Linked DNA regions of Homo sapiens: region 1 is linked to region 2. Evidence: chromatin loops called from intact Hi-C (ENCODE). Cell type or tissue: ascending aorta. All regions are shown on one strand. Links, peaks and the distances in the headings refer to the core of each region. The heading gives the core; the rest is flanking DNA.

What was found. A loop is a pair of places that touch in the nucleus more often than their neighbours do. Peaks named below come from ENCODE experiments on the same cell type or tissue, not always from the same donor. Only the 100,000 strongest peaks of a DNase experiment are listed, where the experiment ranks them.
Region 1: a loop joins it to region 2, with 4 times the contacts of the local background. A loop is called at or near these places in 2 of 110 quality-filtered maps.

The regions. Positions count from the first base shown.
Region 1 is chr1:173,766,752-173,778,579 of GRCh38, reverse strand. It overlaps KLHL20 (kelch like family member 20), which reads right to left. Exons shown (of 12, transcript NM_014458.4): 9 at 4,142-4,275; 10 at 2,738-2,946. Among named protein-coding and RNA genes, the nearest start is that of DARS2, 52 kb to the left of the region's middle. In ascending aorta, for the core only: no CTCF peak of the experiment used is centred there; no DNase peak of the experiment used is centred there; H3K27ac peaks cover 1,142 bases.
Region 2 is chr1:173,464,930-173,477,033 of GRCh38, reverse strand. It overlaps LOC100506023 (a long non-coding RNA gene), which reads left to right. Exons shown (of 3, transcript NR_037845.1): 1 at 1-402. Among named protein-coding and RNA genes, the nearest start is that of PRDX6, 6.4 kb to the left of the region's middle. RefSeq lists an enhancer at 158-694. In ascending aorta, for the core only: no CTCF peak of the experiment used is centred there; no DNase peak of the experiment used is centred there; H3K4me3 peaks cover 764 bases; H3K27ac peaks cover 1,316 bases.

The sequences.
Region 1 (11,828 bases), core at 3,341-8,340, 300 kb before region 2:
ATCACTTGAGCTCAGGAGTTTGAGACCAGGCTGGGCAACATGGCAAAACCCCAACTCTACCAAAAAAAAAACAAAAAACAAAAATTAGCTGGGCATGATGGTGTGCACATGTAGTCCCAGCTAATGGGGAGACTGAGGTGGAAGGAAGGCTTGAGCCTGGGAGGTGGAGGATGCAATGAGCCGACATTGTATCATTGCACTCCAACCTTGGTGACAGAGCCAGACCCTGTCTCAAAACAAAACAAAAAAGTAATGAGATCAAAGCTGTAATAAAAAATCTCCCAGCGGAATTGAACAATGACATCACTTAGACACAGGGCGGGGAACACACACCAGGGCCTGTCGGGGGGTGGGGGGCTGAGGGAGTGATAGCGTTAGGAGAAATACCTAATGTAAATGACGAGTTGATGGGTGCAGCAAACATGGCACATGTAGGCACATGTAGACCTATGTATCAAACCTGCACTTTGTGCACATGTACCCTAGAACTTAAAGTATAATAAAAAAAAGAAAAAAAAATCTTCCGGCAAAGAAAAGCCCAGGACCCAATGGCCTCACTGCTGAATCTTATCAAATATTTAAAGAAGAATTAATACTAATCCTATCAAACTACTCCAAACATAGAGGAAGAGGTAACACTTCCAAACTCACTTTAGGAGGCTAGTATTACCCTGATACCAAAACCAGACAAAGACACATCAAAAAAAGAAAGCTACAGTCCAATATCCTCAATGAACAATGATGCAAAAATCTTCAACAAAATCCCAGCAAACTGAATTCAATGACACATTAGAAAGATAATTCATCATGACCAGGTAGAAATTATCCCAGGGATGCAAGAATGGTTCAACATATGCAAATCAATCAGTGTGGTACATCATATCAACAGAATGAAGGACAAAAACCAAATAATCATTTCAATTGATGCTGAAAAAGCATTTGATAAAAGTAAGCATCCCTTCATGATAAAAACCCTTAAAAAACTGGGTACAGAGGGAACATACCTCAACACAATAAAAGCCATATATGACAGACCCACAGATAGCATCATTTAGAATGGGGAAAAACTGAAAGCCTTTCCTCTAAGATCTAGAACAAGACAGGGATGCGCACTTTCACCACTGTTATTCAGTATAGTACTGGAAGTCCTAGGTAGAGCAATGGGACAAAAGAAAGAAAGAAAGGGCATCCAAATTGGAAAGGAAGAAGTCAAATTATCCTTCTTTGCCTACAGTATGATTTTGTATTTGGAAAAACCTAAAGACTCCACCAAAAAGCTATTAGAACAGATAAACAAATTCAGCAGAGCTGCAGGATACACAATCAAGATATAAAAATCAGTAGCATTTCTATATGCCAACAGCAAACAATCTGAAAAAGAAATCAAGAAAGTAATCCTATTTACAACAGCTATAAATAAAATACCTACGAATAAACTGAACCAAAGAAGTGAAAAATACAATGAAAACTAGAAAACATTGATGCAAGAAATTGAAGAGGACACACAAAAATGAAAAGACATTCCATGTTCATGGATTGGAAGAATCAATATTGTTAAAATGTCCATGCTATCCAAAACAATCTACAGATTCAATGCAATCCCTACCAAAATACCAATGACAGTCTTCACAGAAATAGAAAAAATAATCCTAAAATTGATATGCAACCACAAAGACCCAGAATAGCCAAAGCTATCTTGAGCAACAAGACCAAAACTGGAGGAATCACATTATCTGACTTCAAATTATACTAAAGAGCTACAGTAACTAAAACGGTATGAGACTAGAATAAAAACAGACACATAGACCAATGGAACAGAATGGAGAACCCAGAAATAAACCTATACATCTACAGCGAACTGTTTTTTTGACAAAGGTGCTAGGAACGTATATTGGGGAAAGGACAATCTCTTCAATTAACAGTGCTGGGAAAACCAGGTAACTATATGCAGAATGAAACTAGACCCCATTTTTTGCCATATACAAAAATCAAATTAAAATGAATTAAAGACTTAAATCTAAGGCCTCAAACAATGAAACTGCTAAAAGAAAACACTGGGGAAACTCTCCAGGACATTGGTCTGGGCAAAGATTTTTTTCAGTAATACTCCACAAGCACAGGCAACCAAAGAAAAAATAGACAAATGGGATCACATTAAGTCAAAAAGCTTCTGCACAGCAAAGGAAACAACCAACAAAGTGAAGAGACAACCCACAGAATGGGAGAAAACTACTCTTCTGACAAGGGATTAATAACTAGAATATATAAGGGCTCAAACAACTCAATAGAAAAAAACTAATAATCCAATTAAAAAGTGGGCAAAAGATCTGAATAGACCTTTCTCCAAAGAAGACATAAAAATAGCAAACAGGTATATGAAAAGGTGCTCAACATCTGATCATTAGAGAAATGGAAATGAAAATTACAATGAGATGTCATCTCACCCCAGTTAAAATGGCTTTTATCCAAAAGTCAGGCCATAACGATTGCTGATAAGGATGCAGAGAAAAGGGAACCCTCCTACACTGCTGGTGGGAATATAAATTAGTACAACAGTTTGGAGGTTCCTCAAAAAACTAAAAATAGAAATATCATATGATCCAGCAATCTTACTGCTAGGTATATACCCCAAAGAAAGGAAACCAGTATAATGAAGAGATATCTGCACTCCCATGTTTATTGCAGCACTATTAATAGCCAAGATTTGGAAGCAACCTAAGTGTCCATAACCACTTACTCCACTACGGCGTGATGTCATGGCCACCACTGGAGACCACTGGTTGGTTCTGGGGTTGTATCTCTCAGCACTGCTCAGCTCTGTAGTGTCATCTCTACCTCCTACAGCATAGATCATGTCCTGATATACTGCACAGCCTAGGTGTTTCCTCCGGGTCCCCATAGGGGCTATAGTGTGCCATCTGTTTTCCTGAGGATTGTAACGTTCCACTGTAGGGAAAAGAAAAACCAGTAAGTGAGCATTCAACCATTTCCTCTCACCTCCAGTTTTCTTTATAGCCACTGATACTTTGTGATAACACATATTTTCAACACATGATCTGATTTTTGCTTCTGAGAAGGATTTGTATACCTCTGGACAATACTACATATACTCTCATCAGGGACTGGTTTCTTCTAGGTATGGTACAGTGGAAAGGGCACGTGTTGGGATCCAGATACTCTGGTTCTAGTTTTATCTAAATGACTAATTAGCTACATGACTCTCAGCCTCACTCTCCTTATCGTTAAATGGGGAGCCTGACTACATGATCAATAAGCACCATTCAGTACTAACAATTTATCATCATAATCAGACAACTTCTGTACTCCTGTATTCCCTCCCCTATAGCACAGTGCATTTTAAGCTTCTGAAGAGAAGACAAGACGTGACGAATCTGGTGTGACTGTCACATTGACAATATCCTTAGGCAAAAATACCCATACTATCTAAATAGAAAGGAATAACAAACCAGGCCAGGTGCAGTGGCTCACACTTATAATTCCAGCACTTTAGGAGGCTGAGGTGGGCAGATCACTGGAGCTCAGGAGTTTGAGACCAACCTGGGCAACACAGCGAAACCCCATCTCTACTAAAAATACAAAAATCAGCCAAGTGTGGTGGCATACACGTATAATCCCAGCTACTCGGGAGGCTGAGGTGGGAGGATTGCTTGAGTCCGGGAGGTAGAGGTTGCAGTGAGCCAAGATTGTGGCACTGGACTCCAGCCTGGGTGACAGAGCGAGACCCTGTCATAAAAACACAAACAAAAACAAAACCCAAATAAACGAATTTGTAGTTCTAAGTTTTTATTTATTCTTGGATTAGAGTACGTTGTGGTTTTGAGGAGAAGTTGTGATGGAGGAAAAGGAACTAATTATATAAGAAAGTAGTTTTTAAAATTCATTATAAATTTCCAGCAGCTTGGAAAGCAGGGGAAGAAATAAATATTTGGGGAACGTACTTAGAATATGACTACAGTGGGAGCTGAGGAAGAGCTGAGAGCTGCACTCTGCTGGAGGGAAAAATCAGGCATTTTCCTAGTAAATTATAGGATAACCTGGAGTTTCTACACGTTTTGTAGGAGGACTCTCCAGGAAAATGTTCTGCTTTTGGGGAACCTGATTGCCTTTGGGAGGGACTAACCTGTGTTGAGAGGAGATGTCCCGTCAGAGCCACCTACAGCATATAAGAACCCTCCTAACACAGCCACAGCCACACCTAGTCTTCTGGTACTCATAGAAGCTACCCGAGTCCACTTGTTCTCCTTCGGATCATACCTGCAGTGAGGGAAACCAGACTGTATGCTTGTTCTTATTAAGTGAAGCCTTTTTCATAAGATCTGAAATCACACTAACGATATACTGAGTACACGGACTTGCTATAGTCAAATGTGCAATGAAAATCTAACATTTTACTTAGTCATTAGAAAAACGTCTTAGAATTTATATCTGTGCCAGCTATTAAGCTATTTTCTACACTCATACTTGGAAAATGTCCCAAGGAAAGAAAACAACCTATGACTTCAGCTCACATAACACAGGCTCTTTCTCTTTTTTTTTTTTTTTTTTGAGATGGAGTCTTGGTCTGTCGCCCAGGCTGGAGTGCAAGTGGCGTGATCTCAGCTCACTGCAAGCTCCGCCTCCTGGGTTCACGCCATTCTCCTGCCTCAGCCTCCTGAGCAGCTGGGACTACAGGTGCCTGCCACCACGCCTGGCTAATTTTTTGTATTTTTAGTAGAGATGGGGTTTCGCCATGTTAGCCAGGAGGGTCTCGATCTCCTGACCTCGTGATCTGCCAGCCTTGGCCTCCCAAAGTGCTGGGATTACAGGCGTGAGTGACCGTGCCCGGCTGGCAACACAGGCTCTTTCTTCAATGGAATTTTAGTTCATTTGGTCATTACTTTGAAATGCCTCTGATGTATTTTAAAATATGATTTTTGTAATTTGTCTTTTTTTCCTAGTCGTTGTAGTGGGGGTGATGGCTGTTACTCTCTACTACATCCTATTAGAAAGTAGAAGTCTTTTGCATAGTTCTTTGAGACAACCTTTTTATTATAAAACTCAAATACAGAAAGTGCCATCCCTAGACACTTCAATCTTACTTAACATTACATTTAAAAAAATTTTAATTAATATTTATTTATTTAATTAATATTTATTTATTTAAAAATAGGGGTCTTGCTGTGTTAACCAGGCTAGTCTCAAACTCCTGGCCTCAAGCAATCCTCTCACCTTGGCCCCCCAAAGTGCTGGGATTACAGGTGAGCCACTGTGTCTGGCTGAGACTTAAAAAAAAGATAAAAAAAAAAAAGGCTGTGTGTGGTGGCTCATGCCTGTAATCCCAGCACTCTGGAAGGCTGAGGCTGGAGGACTGCTTGAGGCCACAAGTTCGAGTTCAAGACCAGCCTCGTCAACACAGAGAGACCTTATCTCTATAAAAAAATTGGAAAAAAAATTAGCCAGGCATAGCGGCATTCATCTGCAGTCCCAGCTACTTGGGAGGATGAGGCAGGGATTGCTTGAGACAGTTGTGAGCTATTATTGCACCACTGCACTCCAGCCTGGGTGACAGAGTGAGACCCTGTCTCTAAAAAAATCAGATTAAATTAAAAAGTCTCTTATTGTCTACAGGTTTTCTCTCCATTCCTTTTCTTCCCTGCAATTCATCTGTTTTAGAACCCAGAGTGTATGACAATTTTCCCCATAATATGGATTTGGTTGACTGTACGTTCATAGTGCAGTCCAATCTGTTGCTCTGTCCTTTTTATGTTGGGCAAATTGGTAGTTGGATCCAGAAATTTGATCAGACCATGTTTGGTTCCTTTAACAAGACTAAAGAAGGTGGTATGTTAGCAGCTGTTTATCAATGTCTAGATACACTAATTTACTGAGTGTTGCAAAATGATAATCACTTATTTTCTTTTATTGGGATAATTTTATAAAGAAACAATCCTTTTATTTGGTTAATCAATATAATAATATGGTTTGGTTAATCAATATAATAATATTAACTATTTGGTTAATCAATATAATAATACAGTTCTTATAAGAAAAGCAGGATATATGTTCACTTCATTTTATGTTTTGAGATAATAAATTTGTTCCATATGATCTTCCAAAGGCAACCAATTAGTCTTAAAAAGTTTATCATTAAGAACTCATATATTTAAGTGTATTTATTGGATTTCAATCTATTGCAATTATCCCTTTTAAAGCTGAAATTATGTTATCTTTGGTCAGTGGGAACATCTTCAAGTTGGCTCCTGAGTCTTTTTGACTCTTAGCGGTCTTTGACAGCTTGCTTGCTATTTGGTATGACAAAAGGGTACAGACTCATCTGCACATTTCCTGTTCTAAACCTGGAATCAGACATTTTCCAATAAGCTCTGGTTTCTTTAAGTGGGAAATAAAATTTCAAGATACAATCTGGGAGTAGAGATGTTCACTGACACTTTATTTCGAGGCTTTCTCAGTTGACAAGCTAGAATATATAGAAATTTTTTCAAAAGAGGAATTTAGTTCAAATTCATACTCAGGACTACAAGATACTTTATTTAACTTCTATTTTGCAACCTTTTCTTCTTCTACCTCCACACTCTGGTTTTCAAGGACAAAGGAGAGAGCAGAATTAGAATAATGCATACTCATTTCCTTTATTCTACATTTATACACATAACAGAATAGCAATATTATCACTCCAATATCCCTGAGAACAATTAAAATTCATTTTTGCATACCTCTTCTTTGTACTACATTTACATGGATTGAGTACATAGCTAGAGCATGCTACACTCTCTCCCTTTTATTTTTATTTTTAGAGACAGGGTCAGTCTGTCACCCAGGGTGGGGTAGAGTGGTGCAATCATAGCTCATTATAATCTTGAACTCCTGGGCTCAGGGCAATCTCCTGTCTTAGCCTTCTGAGTCGCTGAGAATACAGGTGTGCACCACCATGCCTGGCTAATTAAAAAATATACATATATACATTTTTAACATATAGGGTCTTACTATGTTGCCTAGGCTGGTCTCAAACTCCTGGCCTCAAGTCGTACTTCTACCTTGGGTTCCCAAAGTGCTGGGATTATAGGTCAGAGCTACCACACCCAGCCCTCCCCCTTTTAATCTTCATTTAGTCATAGTTCTACAGTTAACTGTATGTATCTATGTATTTATTTTTAAGAGACACGGTCTTGCTCTGTCACTCAGGCTAAAGTGCAGTGGTATGATCATAGCTCACTGCAGCCTTGAACTCCTAGTCTCAAGCGATCCTCCCACCTTGGCTTACCAAAGTGCTGGGATTACAGGTGTGAACCACATGGTCTAGCCCTTCTGTCAATGTCTTTCTAGTAATTTTGTCTGAAGTTTGTTCTCCTAGAGGGCTCAAGGGAACAAGATTCCCTAATTTCTTACATGTTGTTAATAGTTGTCTGTGCCCTTTGTACTTCAAAGTCAGTTTCTCAAGGTATAAAATCCTTGGCTCACGTTTTTCTTGAATATCTAAAACATGCAATTCTATTTTCTTCTGGCATGAACTACTACTTTTAAAAAGCCAGATGATAATCTAAGTTTCTTTTCCTTACAAGTAACATGTACTTTTTTGTAGATGTCTAAGGAATTTTTTCTTTTTCTTCAAGGTACAGTCATGTTATTAGCATATGTCTTGGTGTTCTGGGTCAATATTCGAAGGATATAGCGTATTCTTTCAAAAAAGTTTCTTTTTTTAATTATAGGAAAGTAACTTTGGATTATAGTTCTTAGTATTCATTCTGTTTCCTCCCTTTGGTTTTCTTCTTTAAGGACTGCTATCACCTGTATAATAGATTTTTACCTATTTTCAATATTTGTTACTATCTCTCAAATGGTATCTCTTGTTTTTTTTTTTCCTCTCTCTTTTTTTTTTTTGAGAGAGAGTTTTGCTCTTGATGCCCAGGGTGGAGCTCAATGGTGCGACCTCGGCTCACTGCAACCTTCACCTCTCGGGTTCAAGTCTCCCAAGTAGCTGGGATTACAGGTGCCTGCCACCACATCCGGCTAATTTTGTATTTTTAGTAGAGATGGGGTTTCACCATGTTAGTCAGGCTGGTCTTGAACTCCTGACCTCAGATGCTCCACCCGCCTCGGCCTCCAGAAGTGCTGGGATTACAGGCGTGAGCCACTGTGCCCGGCCTTCATTTCTTTTTGACCTTAAAATATTTCCTCTTTTCGCCTTCTATTTGTCTTATGGCATTATCTGTTTTGCTTATTATCCTTTAATCTTCATTCTGAAATGATTTTTCCTTTCATTTCTAATACATTTCTGAGTTCTGTCACTTCATTTCTGAATTTTTCTACTTCTGATTTATGTAGTTTCATATCTGTTATCATTTTCTTAATGTCTTTTATCACATTTTGAAACAGTTAAGGTTTTGATCTGTAGGTGTGTCTTTCTAGTGTGCTTTTATTGTCTGTAGAGATGTTATTCTGCTGCTTATTCTCTCTTCTTATATTAACTTTGTATGGAATCTAATCTCAATACTTTGCTATTTCATTTTTACATGAAATGAGTTTTCCTGAACTTTTAGAAATAGGAGTGAGTGGTTTGTGACAGTTTTTCTAACTTTGTGGAGCTCCTTCTTTTTTTTATGTAGTATTAAAAAACATAGTGCCTTGCCTTCAGAGATTATTACTTAAATTTTTTTGTATTTTTAACTTTTGGGCATATATTTATGGGGTATGTGAGATGTTTTGATATAGGCATGCAATGTGAAATAATCACATCATAAAGAATGGGGTATCCTTAAATTTTTTTTTTTTTTTTTTTTTGAGACAGGGTCTCACTCTATTACCCTGGCTAGAGTGCAGTGGAGCAATCATGGCTCACTGCAGCCTTGACCTCCCAGCAATCCTCTCACCTCAGCCTCCTGAGTAACTGGGACCACAGGTGTATGCCACCAAGCCTGGCTAATTTTTTTATTTTTTGGAGAGACAACGTCTCGCTATGTTGCCCAGGCTGGTTTGAAATCCTGGACTCAAGCAATCCTCCCACCTAGGCCTCCCAAAGTGTTGGGATTATGGGTGTGAGCCACAGCGCCTAGTCCAGAGATTTATTGACTTTATTCACTGCCTTACTTTTGTCTTGGCTTTCTCTTTTCAAGGAAAACAAGGGCATCTGTTGCCCTCGTCCTGCTTAATTTTGATTCTCCTCAGTGTAGGGTCCTGACCTGGAAGATTATCCTGGCTGGTCAGTTTTGAGAGTTCCCAGGGACTAGATGGCTCTAACTCAGCTGGTTCCCAACCAGGTGTTATTTTATTCCCCTTCATCCCCCCTTTCTCATCCCCTAAGTAACATCTGGCAATGTTTAGAGACTGTTTTTGGTTGTCACAACCAGGCACATGCTTCTGGCACTTAGTTGGTAGAGGCTATGGATGCTGTTAAACATCCTACAATGCACAGGACAGTCCCCCACAACAAAGAATTGTCTGACCCAAAACGCCAGTAGTGTTGAGGTTGAGAAACCCTCTTCTAAGCCCTTTAGATCTTATTGAGGGTCTTGCACTTACACTCTATGGCAGTGGACAAAACTGTTTCTAGTTTCAGTTGCTGATAAATTTTCCCCTTGTGCTTTCTATTTACTACGTGTTAGCTAGTTTGAGGTTCTTTTGTTCTTAGATCTGTCAGACATCCAATTGCTTCTTTCTGATTTCTCCTGAAGATACTAATATCATGCAGGTCTTGTGGCTAATGGTAGTTTGTCTTTGCCCGTTTGTGTTTTGGAGTTTGTGAGGATATTCTTTCCCTTAGTTTTGTGTTAAATTTTGTTCACAGGTTCTGATTTTTAAATTGTGGTAAAACACACATAACATAAAATTTACCATCTTAACCATGTTTTAACTGTTTAGTAGTGTTAAGTATATTCACATTGTTGTGTAACTCCAATCTCCAGAACTAGTACATAGGTTTTTAGCTTTGCTATCTATTACTCTATCTGTTTTTATGTGGGCATTTGGAGATATTAAAAAACTATGCCATCACTGCTGCTAACCTCCTGTACTGAGTTTTGAAAGTGAAAAAATAGATTTCTTGACAGAGAGATAAAAGGGAACTGGCATAGCTTTCAAGAGTTACCTTCTATTTTATCTCTACTTACAACAGTTAAACGTTTCAACATATACATGGTAAACTAGTAAATGCTACCTCAAAAATTTTAGAGTCATGACTCATTTCTTTTTAAGATGTGAGGATGAAATATATGTTCTTATCAGTAATCATAGCACATGAGACTCTAAAATCTAATGACGAAAAGCTGACAGAAGAAATTAAGAACAAAATCTGTTCTACCAAAATTAACTATTTGTACACCAGTATAAAGTGACTATGGCAGCCCACCTAGATTTCCCTAAGTATACTTCAATGATTAATGAGTCTATATACAAAATACTTTAAGCTTTTTATAAGATGTCCTATACAAAGTATTATTATGTAATCATTTCTCTGGGGGAAGTCTAAGTAGAGTCATTCATTAAGTACACTCCAGGTAGATTCAGGAAAAAAATCAGAACAGATTTCACAAGTGGTATGCTTGATATATATAGAATATAATCTGAAATACATTTCTAACATTTCAATGTTAGGTACAATCAGTGTGACAGTTGAAAAAATCAGGTTATGTGCCCCAAAGCATAGGCAACAAAAGCAAAAAAAGTAAGATTACATCAAACAAAAAGGCTTCTGCATGGCAAAGGAAACAATCAACAGAGTGAAGAGACAATCTACAGAGTGGGAGAACATATCTGCAAGCCATACATCTCATAAAAGGTTAATACTGAAAATATATAAGGAACTTAAACAATTCAACAGCAAGAAAACAAATAATCTGATTTAAAAATGGGCAAAGGACCTGAATAGATATTTCTCAAAAGAACACATAAAAATGGCTCAGTATATGAGAAAATGCTCAATATCACTTATCATCAGGGAAATGCAAATTAAAATCACAATGAAATACCATGTCACACCTGTTAGAATGGCTACTATATTAAAAAAGATAGATAACAAATGTTGGCAAGAATATGGAGAAAAGGAAACCCCTGCATACCATTGATGAGAATGTAAACTAGTATAGCCATTACGGAAAACAGTATGGAGGTTCCTCGAAAAATTAAAAATAGAACTATCATATGATCCAGTAATCCCACTACTAAGTATATATTCAATGGAAATAAGTATGTTGAAGAGATACCTGTACTCTCATATTCATTGCAGCATTATTTATAATAGACCAGATATGAAGTTAAGCTAAATGTACCTCAACAGATGAATGGATACAGAAAATGTGGCATATATGAATAGAATACTATTCAGTCTTAAAAAAGAAGGAAATCCTGACATTTTCGACGGCATGGATAAACCTGGAGGACATTAAGTGAAACAAGCTAAACACAGAAAGACAAATATTGCATGATCTCACTTATATGAGGAATCTAAAAAAGTTGAACTCAGAAGTAGAGAGTAGAATGGTGGTTACCAGGGGCTGGCAAGGTGAGGGGCAGTGAGGAAATCTTGGTAAATGAGTACAAAATTTCAGTTAGAGAGGAGGAATAAATTCAAGAGCTCTAATGTACAACATAGTAACTATAGTTAATAACAACGTATTATACACTTGAGAGTAGATTTTAAGTGTTCTCACCACAAATAAATCATAAGTATGTGAGATAATATGTTAGTTAGCTTGATTTAGCCATTCCGCAACCTATACATATTTCAAAACATCATGCTGTACACTGTGAATATATATAATTTTTGTTAATTAAAAAAAACTTTTTTTAGATCTTTCATTTTCCTAGACTTTAAG
Region 2 (12,104 bases), core at 2,542-7,541:
CCCTGGAAGCTTGAGGATGCGCCAGGTTTGACTCTGCAGGGCGTACGCGCTTTAGGGATGGAAGGAAGAGGAACGCGGCAGGAAGGCGAGCCCCAAGGTGGAGAATCGCCTGGGCGCGCAGGCTGCGGCGGCTTCGCACAGCCGCCCTGGGCGCTGCACGGGTCCGCGCGCACCCTGCTGCGCACCCACTCGCGGCCAGCTCCCTACAGAGGAGTGGAGTGACTGCTCGACTACCACCCCTCTTTTAGTGTGAGCGTCTGGAGTCCTGACCGCCCCAGCCAGCCCAGCTACGATGAACTGTCTAAGAGGATGTGGCAAGACCCAGAAGTATGGGTGACCTTATGTCAGAGGAAGTGGCTTTCTTATTGCAGCAAAAATTCCCGTACCAATGTCAGTGCTAGGGTAATGTAACTAAACTTTTATTTATTTTTATTCTGCCCTCCCCTTTCTGTTTGTTATGAACCATAAAATATTCAACACAATTATCTTGAAATCTAAATATAAAATTTAAAACATACTCTTTGAGACCTACTGTGTGCAGGTCAACTCTGTCACCCAGGGAGGTGGGCGGCTTAGATTCATTTATTTGCTATGAGCCAAGTACAAGGTAGATAAGATGCCTGTCCTCTTGGAGCTTTCCTTCTTGTGAAGGGAAACCGGTGACAGACAATAAGCACACAAACCAAAATATGTTAGACAGCAATCAGTCGTATTCAGAGAACTAAAATAGGGTTATGTGCCTAGAGGGTGACTGGGGGGCTGCTTTGGTTTGGGTGGTCTGGTCTGGGAAAGCCACCAGGATAATGTAGGTAAACTAGTCAGCTCACGGTAGGTGCTCTGGAAATGGTAGCTATCGTTTGGATGATGACACTGGCTCATGCAGTAACTCTTGCTTTGCCTGCTGTGTGCTGGACACTGTGCCAGGCCATACAGTGGAGAAACACAGTCCCTGCTGTTACAGGGAAGGCATATTTATATGCAATTATAATAAAATGTAGGGTAAATTCTGATGGGGGAAGGTGTAAATGATTGGAGTTCAGAGATGAGAAAAATCCTCTGGATGGGGCTGGCAGGTTTAAGGCAGGGGCATGGCAATGTTGAGAGTAGTGACTCACATACTGTGATTTGCGTTTTCATCACAGTGATGTGTTGGTGCGTGCATGCTAATCATATTTACCGAGTTCTTCAGTGACCCAGGACTTGCAGTAAGATTACTGGTAAAAATTTCTAGCCACTTCACAAAACCGTTTAAAGCTAATGTAATTTAATCTCTAATTTGGCTCCAAGTTTTAACAGCTCCTTGTTTTAACTCCCTTTGTAGGGAAGAAAGAGAATAGTTGGGAAAGAAGAGTAGTTTGGCCTAAGGCACTGTTAACAATATGTTGTGGAAATCAGCTAGAAAACACAATACTCTATAAATATGGAGAATGAATACAGAAACAGATTATTGATGTCTGTCAAAGGCATAATTATATTATTGTCTGTTGTAAATTAAGCAAATATAATAAAATACTCATTAGAATTTACAGTGCCAGAAGCTGTACACTGGCAATGCTTCTGCACTCTGTGAACTTGTTTGCTTTAGACTTTGGAGCATTTTAAATTGTCTTGAATTAGCTGTCCACTGAAGGGGGCCAGCCCCTCCACGCCTGTGGGTGTTTCTCGTCAGGTGGGATGAGAGACTGAGGAAAGAAATAAGACACAGAGATGAAGTATAGAGAAAGAACAGTGGGCCCGGGGGACGGCGCTTAGCATACGGAGGACCCGGCACTGGTCTCTGAGTTCCCTCAGTATTTACTGATCACTATCTCTACTATCTCGGTGAGGGGGATGTGGCAGGACTATAGGATAATGGTGGGGAGAGGGTCAGCAGGAAAACATGTGAGCAAAGGTCTCTGTGTCGTAAATAAGTTTAAGGAAAGGTTCTATGCCTCGATGTGCACATAGGCCAGATTTATGTTTGACTTTACACAAACATCTCAGTGCAGTAAAGAGCAGTATTGCCTCCAGCATGTCTCACCTCCAGCCATAAGGCGGTTTTTTCCATCTTAGTAAATAGAATGTACGTCGGGTTTTACACCGAGACATTCCATTCCCAGGGATGAGCAGGAGACAGATGCCGTCCTCTTATCTCAACTGCAAAGAGGCCTTCCTCTTTCACTAATCCTCCTCAGCACAGACCCTTTACTGGTGTCAGGCTGGGAGACGGTCAGGTCTTTACCTTCCCACGAGGCCATATCTCAGGCTGTCTCAGTGGGGAGAAACCTTGGACAATACCCAGGCTTTCTTGGGCAGAGGTCCCTGCGGCCTTCCGCAGTGCATTGTGTCCCTGGGTACTTGAGACTGGAAAATGGCGGTGACTTTTACCAAGCATACTGCCTGCAAACACATTTTTAACAAAGCACACCCTGCGTAGCCCTAAATCCATTAAACCTTGAGTCAACACAACACATGTTTCTGCCAGCACAGGGTTGGGGCTAGGGTTACAGATTAACATCATCTAAAGGCAGAAGAATTTTTCTTAGTTCAGAACAAAATGGAGTTTCTTATGTCTTCTTCTTTCTGCATAGACAACAGTAACAGTCTGATCTCTCTTTCTTTCGTCCACATCAGCATTTTGAAAACATGATTTTTCATAAAAATATCTGGATTTTTGTCTCCTGAAAGGTCAGAAGATCTAGCAACACAGCAACACCAGGCCCATGTTCCATCTGGCAAACAGTGGCTGCTGAGTAGCCTTTTAGAGGGCAATGTTCTCTGTTACTCAGAAGGTCCTCTGCCAGTTACTAACATTAGAGTAGAATTGGGAGGAAAAAGAAATAGTTCTTGCATTCTTATCTGTCAAAACTGTGCAAATGAAAGCTTAACTAAGGGCTGTATATTTCAAGAAAAAAATGATCATGTTTCTTTGTGAAAGTAGAGAATGTTCCATGAACTTAATATGCAAACAAAGTCAGAAGAACGCTGTTCTGCCTGGCCTTCGTAGGTAATTGAGTTTAACATCTGACTTATACCAAAGGTAGGTGCTCTGTGGACTGGGCCCCATTCCAGAGGGAAAATTTTAAAGCTATTTTCCTGAGGGTTAGTGAGATGTATAATGGGAAAGGAGGAGGGGAGGAAGGACAGAGGAGACATTCCAGGGAAAGACCGGAGTGTGGAAAAGGGAGAGCTTGACTAAGAAAGGATTTACTTTCCTTAGAGAGAGGGTGGAGGCTCTCCTATCAGAAAAAGTGTTTTCATACAGCTATAAGGGTCGGAGAGAACCTTGAAGTCCTTACAGTAATCTGAGGGACAGGAAAGAATGGATTTCAGGCATTTCCAGAGGGCTGTGACTCTGGGATGACTCACATCTTCTCTTCTGTCTTTACTGCTTTGACAGAAGAATAAAATGAACAGATTAGCAATGGGCATTTGGAAAAACAACAGTGCACCATGATGCCTGTCTCTCTCACTAGATTGTGAACTCCTAAAGGTTTGACTATATTTTATTAATGAATATTTGTGACCTGTTACACATAGTGGGCATGAGGACTACGTTGTACAAAGTATTAGAGAAACATTGGGTCGCCTTCCTGCAGCCACAACAGCAAAGTTTCTTGTTTGTCCACAGCTGGGAGTAAAAGAGCAAGATGTCTCTAGTTATACAGTCATGTGATACAACATTGGACCACATATACTACGGTGGTCTCATAAGATGATAATGGAGCTGAAAAATTCCTTTCGCATAGTGATGTCTTGAGGATCCTGACCCTGTGAAGCCCTAGGCTAATGTGTGCATTTATGTCTTTGTTTTTAAGTTTAAAAAGTTTCAAAAGACAATAACCTTTTAGAATTATAAAAAAGCTTATAGAATAAGAATATAAAAAAGAAAATACAGTATTTTGTATAGCTATACAATGTGTTTGTGTTTTAAGCTAAGTGTTATTACAGAAGAGTCAAAACATTAAAACAATTTTAAAGTTTATAAAGTAAAAAAGTTATAGTAAGGTAAGGTTAATTTGTTATTGAAGAAAGAAATTTTTACACATGAATTTAGTGTAGCCTAAGTGTACAGTGTTTATAAAGTCTACAGTACATTCATTCACCACTCACTCACTGTCTCACCCATGGCAACTTCCAGTCCTGCAAGCTATATTCATGGTAAATGCCCTATATAGGTGTACCATTTTTTATCCTTTTTTTTTTCATTTTTTTTTTTTAAGACAGGGCCTTGCTCTGTCACCCAGGCTGGAGTGCAGTGGTGTGATCATAGCTCACTGCAGCCTCAAGCTCCTGGGCTCAAGCAGTCCTCTCACTTCAGCCTCCTGAGTAGCTGGGACTACAGGCACATGCCACCATACCTGGGCAATTGTTTTATTTTTGGTAGAGACGGGGTCTTCCTAACCTGTGTTGCCCAGGCTGGTCTGAAATTCCTGGGCTTAAGTAGTCCTCCCACCTTAGCCTCCCAAAGGGCTGGGATTACAGGCTTGAGCCATATTTACCATGGTGTTATAATTGCCTACAGTATTCAGTATAGTAATGTGCTGTGCAGGTTTGAGGCGTAGGAGCAATAAGCTATACCATGTAGCCTAGGTATGTAGTAGACTATACCATCTAGGTTTGTGTAAGTGCACTCCATAATGTTCACACAATGACAAAATTGCCTAATGACACATTTCTCAGAACATATCCCCATCGTTAAGTGATGCATGACTGTAATTAGAGCTAGGTAAAAATCCCTGTACCAATGGGAGGAGACATATAAAACTAAAATTAATGTTAGGATGGTGAGATTGTGTTTTTTTTCAACTCTATAAACTTTCTTGTTAGATTTGATTGTCTTTTCAGAAATAAAGAAAGCTTGGGCACAGTAACCTGTACATATCATTAAGGCAGTCCTGTCAACCTTCAGTGAGTGGGGCTGATAATCTCTCCACTGCTTTTCTTTATCATCGTAATAGTTCGTTTTCATGATGCTGGTAAAGATATACCTGAAACTGGGTGATTTATACAGGAAAGAGGTTTAATGGACTTATAGTTCCACATGGCTGGGGAGGCCTCACAATCATGGCAGAAGGCAAGGAGGAGCAAGTCACATCTTATGTTGATGGTGGCAGGCAAAAAGAGAGCTTGTGCAGGAAACTCTCATTTTTAAAACCATCAGATCTCGTGAGACTCATTCAGTATCATGAGAACAGTGCAGGAAAGACCTGCTTCCATGATTCAGTCACCTCCCATTGGGTTCCTTCCATCACGTGTGGAATTGTGGGAGTTACAATTCAAGATGAGATTTGGGTGGGGATACAGCCAACCCATATCATTCTGCCCCTGGCCCCTCCCAAATCTCATGTCCTCACATTTCAAACCAATCATGCCTTCCTAACAGTTCCCCAAAGTCTTAACTAATTTCAGCATTAACTCAGAAGTCCCCAGTTTAAATTCTCATCCAAAACAAGGCAAGTCCCTTCTGCCTATGAGCCTGTAAAGTCAAAAGCAAGTTACTTCCTAGATACAATGGGGTTACAGGCATTGGGTAAATACCGCCATTCCAAATGGGAGAAATTGGCCAAAACAAAGGGGTTATAGGCCCCATGCAAGTCCAAAATCCAGCAGGGCAGTCAAACTTAAAGCTCCAAAATTATCTCCTTTGACTCCATGTCTTGCATCTGGGTCATGCTGATGCAAGAGGTGGGTTCCCATGGTCTTGGGCAGCTCCACCCTTGTGGCTCTGCATGGTACAGCTTCCCACTTGGCTCCTTTCACAGGCTGGTGTTGAGTGTCTGTGGCTTTTCCAGGCACACGGTACAAGCTGTTGGTGGATCTACCACTCTGGGGTCTGGAGGATGGTGGCCCTCTTCTCACAGCTCCACTAGGCAGTGCCCCAGTAGGGACTCTATGTGGGGGATCTGACCCCACATTTCCTTTCTGCACTACCCTAGCAGAGGTTCTCCATGACAGCCCTGGCCCTGCAGCAAACTTCTGCCTGGATATCCAGGCATTTCCATACATCCTCTGAAATCTAGGCAGAGGTGCTCAAACCTCAATTCTTGACTTTTGTGTGCCTACAGGCTCAACACCATGTGGAAGCTGCCAAGGCTTGGGGCTTGCACCCTCTGAAGCCATGGCCCAAGCTGTATATTGGCCCCTTTTAGTCATGGCTAAAAGAAGCAGCTGGAACACAGGGCATCAAGTGCCCAGACTGCACACAGCATGGGGACCCTGGGCCTGGCCCCTGAAACCGTTTTTTCCTCCTAGGCCCCCAGGCCTGTGATGGGAGGGGCTGCCGTGAAGACTTCTGACATGCCCTGCAGACATTTTCCCCATTGTCTTGGGTATTAACATTTGGCTTCTTGTTATTTATGCACATTTCTGCAGCCAGATCGAATTTCTCCTAAGAAAACGGGATTTTCTTTTTTATTACATTGTCAGGCTGCAAATTTTCTGAACTGTTATGCTCTGCTTCCCTTATGAAACTGAATGCCTTTAACAGCATCCAAGTCACCTCTTGAATGCTTTGCTGCTTAGAAATTTCTTCTGCCAGATACCCTAAATCATCTCTGTCAAGTTCAAAGTTCCACAAATATCTTAGGCAGGGGCAAAAAGCTGCCAGCCTCTTGGCTAAAACATAACAGGAGTCACCATTTCTCTAATTCCCGACAAGCTCCTCATCTCCATCTGAGACCACCTCAGCCTGGATTTCATTGTCCATATCATGATCAGCATTTTGGTCAAAGGCATTCAACAAGTCTCTAGGGAGTTCCAAGCTTTCCCATATTTTCCCGTCTTCTTCTGAGCCCTCCAAACTGTTCCAACCTCTGCCTGTTAGTCAGTTCCAAAGTTGATTCCACATTTTTGGGTATCTCTTCAGCAGTGCCCCACTCTACTGGTGCCAGTTTACTGTATTAGTTCATTTTCACACTGCTGATAAAGACATACCTGATACTGGGTAATTTATATGGGAAAGATGTTTAATGGACTTACAGTTCCACATGGCTGGGGAGGCCTCACAATCATGGTGGAAGGCAAGGAGGAGCAAGTCACATCTTACGTGGATGGTGGCAGGCAAAAAGAAAGCTTGTTCAGGGAAACTCCCATTTTTAAAGCCATCAGGTCTTGTGAGACTCATTCACTGTCACGAGAACAGTGCAGGAAAGGCCTGCCCCCATGATTCATTCACCTTTTACTGGGCTCCTCCCGTGACCTGTGGAACTTGTGGGAGTTAAATTCAAGATGAGATTTGGGTGGGGACACAGTCAAACCATATCAATCATGTTTAATGTTGTCATTATATCTACTACTCCCTATTATATCTACTACAGGACTTCTACAATCTGGAGAGAAATCAAAGTAGGAAATGTAGGAGTGAAAATGAAAGACAACAGCTAATAAAATGCTACAATGAGAAATAACTCTCAGAGGGATTTTGGAGTAGTAAATTATTATTGTTATTATTTGATTCAGGACCTCACTTCACCCATGCTGGAGTGCAGTGGCATTAACTTGGCTCACTGCAGCCTCCAACTCCTGGGCTCAAGTATCCTCTGCCTCAGACTCCTGTGTAGCTAGGACTACAAGTGTGCCTACACTCCCTCATAAAGAAAGCTGGCTACTTGGTGATTGCACAGGACCATTGATCTGGATACTGGCTATTACATGTGTTTAGTTTGTAAAAATTAATCAAACTGTATATTTAAGATAATTGCTGTTTTCTCTGTGTATTTTGCAGTACTTCAATAAGGTTAAAAAAACAAGAAGAAAAGAAAAGAAAAAGAAATTGCCACTGTGTGTACATTAGAATAGTTGTATATGAACTATTATTTTCCTGAATTGTTCAAAAAGCTCACTCCAGTGTTTCAAAACAAACTTCAGGAAGTTTCAGTCAATGTTGCTAAATTGTTAAAATCACTATAATTACCAGGAAGGTTCTTCTTACATGAAAAACATTGTTGAGATCAGGCTTTCTTTATAAAACCTTTGTTTAGATGCATCCTGGGTGTAGAGGTTCATTGAACGATTGATAGCCCATAGCCTCTGGCTGTGATTGAGTAGATAGCCCACCCAGAGATGGTAGACATCTTTGAGATTCTCTACTCTACAAAATTCTTTACATATTCACTCATTGAGATAGTTGACATCCCTGCAGCAAGTGGTACATTTGACTAGCCTGGTATCTGGTTGATATGGTTGACTGTGTCCCCACCCAAATCTCATCTTCAATTGTAGTTCCCATAATCCCCACATGTTGTGGGAGGGACTCTCATGGTGTTCTTGTGACAGTGAGTTCTCACAAAATCTGATGGTTTTATAAGAGGCTTTTCTCCCACTTTGCTCTGCAGTTCTCCTTGCTGCTGCCATGTGAGGAAGGATGTGTTTGCCTCTCCTTTTGCCATGATTGTACGTTTCCTGAGGTCTCCTTAGCCATGCTGAACTGTTAGTAATTAACTTCTTTCCTTTATAAATTACCCAGTCTCAGGTATGTTTTTATTAGTAGCGTGAGAACGGACTAATACACTGGTGATCTCTCAGTGCATGTTAGTGCTTTTCCTGAAGATCCTTCCCTCAGGATATTTGCCTTTTAGTAAGTAGCCATCAGACTATAAAGGATCCCTGAAGTTTTGACTGGGAGTCATTTTGATGTAGCCTAAAAATAGACCACTATACTTTAATTTAAAAAAATTTACCAGATAATGTGCTCAACATACACCCTTTCCATTTCACAGAGTCTCGGCCTCACCCTTTCTTCACTCGTGTGTGAGCCACACCCAGGTTCAGGGAGGGAGAAAAGAATATTGAGTGTTTGAGAAGATCAGTTGGGCATTACTTAGTGATAAAAATAATATAGTTTTTACATTTTGGCTCATCAAAATGTTCTTTATGGAGAACTTATCCAGTGGTCACTGCAGAGTGTTAGAGTCATAAATCTTTACAGTGGAAGGGAACTTTGAGGTCATATAATACAAACCCTATCTCCAACCCCCCTACCACCATTTTAAAGCTGAAGAAACTGAGTTCAAGTCAGGAATGGATTTTTAATTTTATCAAATGTCTTTTGGCCTTTAGTAACACAAAGCATGAAGCTTTTCTCCTTAATCTATTAGTGTAATACATGAATACATTTCTAAATGTTCAATCACCTTGTATTCTTAGGCTAAATCCTATTTGGTAATACGGTTTTATTAATAGATTCTTAGATTAGCATGGAGGCTGCTGCACATCCATTTATACTTCCTTATTTTCTAATAGAGTCACTGCTGTGTTCAGGTATCCATTCTCGGTGTAGCTAGCTGTCTTGGGGAAGTCGACCTCATTTCCAGCTCTAGAGATAGTCCTGACTGGTCCAAGATAATCAGTATTAATGTAACTGGGGAATTTATTAGAAATGCAGAGTATCAAGACCCATACCAGACCTACTGAGTCAGAAACCCTGGGGATGAGGTCCAGCAATGTATATTTTAACAAGTCCTCCAGGAGATGCTGATGAGCTGGTCTAAAACAACTCCATTCTGGTGATTAGGGTTGGTTCAGTTATGAGCATGTAATCCAACTCTTGCTAGTAAGCAATGACGCTTGCTAGGTGAACTTCTGCGAAAAGTGTCTTTGGCTCCTGAGTAGAAATCTAAAAGAGTTAGTGTTTCATCTTTTTCTGGAAATCATGTCTGGATGCTTGGAAATATTGCAATCATGTTGCTACCTAACCAGGAATGAAATAACACAAAGAATGACAGACCAGGAAGATGGAAAGGATGGATTCTTTTTTTAATTTCCAACTTTCATTTTAAGTTCAGGGGTACATGTGCAGCATGTGCATGTTTGTTACATAGGTAAATGTGTGCCATGTTGGTTTACTGCACAGATCATCCCATCACCCAGGTATGAAGCCCATCATTCATTAGCTATTCTTCCTGATGCTCTCCCTCTTCCCATGCCCTGTCCTCTGACAGGCCCCAGTGTGTATTGCTTCCCACAACGTGTCCATATGTTCTCATCATTCAGCTCCCACATGTAAGTAAAAACATGTGGTATTTGGTTTTCTGTTTCTGCATTAGTTTGCTAAGAATAATGGCCCCCAGCTCCATCCATGTCCCTAAAAAGGACAAGATCTCATTCCTTTTTATGGCTATATAGTATTCCATGGTGTATATATACCACATTTTCTTTGTCCAGTCTATCATTGATGGGCATTTAGGTTGGTTCCAGGCCTTTGCTGTTGTGAATAGTGCTGCAATGAATATATGCATGCATGTATCTTTATAATAGAATGATTTTTATTCCTTTGGGTATATACCCAGTAATGGGATTGCTGGGTTGAATGGTATTTCTGCCTCTAGGTCTTTGAAGAATTGCCACACTGTCTTCCATGGTGGTTGAACTAACTTACTTTCCCGCCAACAGTGTAAAAGTGTTCCTTTTTCATCACAACTTCCCCAGCCATCTGTTGTTTTTGACTTTTTAATAATAGCCATCTGACTGGTGTTAGATGGTATTTCATTGTTGTATTGATTTGCATTTCTGTAATGAACACTGATGTTGAGCTTTTTCTCATGTTTGTTGTCCACATCTATGTCATCTTTTGAGAAGTGTCTGTTTTGTCTTTTGCCCACTTTTTAATGGGGTTGTTTGTTTTTTTCTTGTAAATTTGTTTAAATTCCATATAGATGCTGGATATTAGACCTTTGTCAGATGATAGATTGCAAAAATTTTCTCCCATTCTGTAGGTTGTCTGTTCACTCCAATGATAGTTTCTTTTGCTGTGCAGAAGCTCTTTAGTTTAATTAGATCCCATTTGTCAATTTTGGCTTTTGGCGTCTTTGTCATGAAATCTTTGCCCATGCCTGTGTCCTCAATGATATTTCCTAGGTTTTCTTCTGAAGTGTTTATAGTTTTGGGTTTTACATGTAAGTCTTTAATCTATCTTGAGTTAATTTTTGTATATGGTATAAGGAAGGGGTCCAGTTTCAATTTTCTGCATATGGCTAGCCAGTTCTCCAGCACCATTTATTAAATAGGGAATCCTTTTCCCATTGCTTGCTTTCATCAGGTTTGTCAAAGATCAGATGGTTGTAGGTGTGCAGACTTATATCTGGATTCTGTATTCTGTCCCATTGGTCTATGTTTCTGTTCTTGTACCAGTACCATGCTGTTTTGGTTACTGTAGTCCTGTAGTATAGTTTGAAGTTTGGGAGCATAATGCCTCCAGCTTTGTTTTTGTTGCTTACAATTGCCTTGTCTATTCATGCTCTTTTGGGGTTCCATATGAATTTTAAAATAGTTTTTTTCTAATTCTGTGAAGAATCTCAATGGTAGTTTAACAGAAATAGCATTGAATCTATAAATTACTTTGGTCAGTATGGCCATTTTCACGATATTGATTCTTCCTATCTATGAGCATGGAATGTTTTTCTGTTCTTTTGTGTCTTCTCTGATTTCTTTGAGTGGTGGTTTGTAGTTCTTGAAGAGGTCCTTCACTTCCCTGGTTAGCTTTGTTCCTAGGTATTTTATTCTTTTTGTGGCAATTGTGAATGGGATTTGGCTGTCAGCTTGCCTGTTGTTGGTGTATAGGAATGCTAGTGATTTTTGCACATAGATTTTGTATCTTGAGACTGCTGAAGTTGCTTATCAGCTTAAGAAGCTTTTGGACTGAGACATTGGGGTTTTCTAGATATAGGATCATGTCACCTGCAAATAAAGATAGTTTGACTTCCTCTCTTCCTATTTGAATATGCTTTATTTCTTTCTCTTGCCAGATTGCCTTGGCCACAACTTCCAGTGTTGACTGGGAGTGGTGAGAGAGGGCAGCCTTGTTTTGTGCCACTTTTCAAAGAGAATGCTTCCAGTTTTTGCCCATTCAGTATGATATTGGCTGTGCATTTGTCATAGATGGCTCTTATTATTTGGAGACATGTTCCTTCAATACTTAGTTTATTGAGAGTTTTTAACATGAGGGATGTTGAATTTTATCAAAGACTTTTTCTGTATCTATTGAGATAATCATGTGATTTTTGTCTTTAGTTCTGTTTATGTGATAACTTAACATTTATTGATTTTTGTATGTTGAACAGCCTTGCATCCCAAAGATGAAGCCAACTTGATCATGGTGGATAAACTTTTTGATGTGCTGCTGGAAT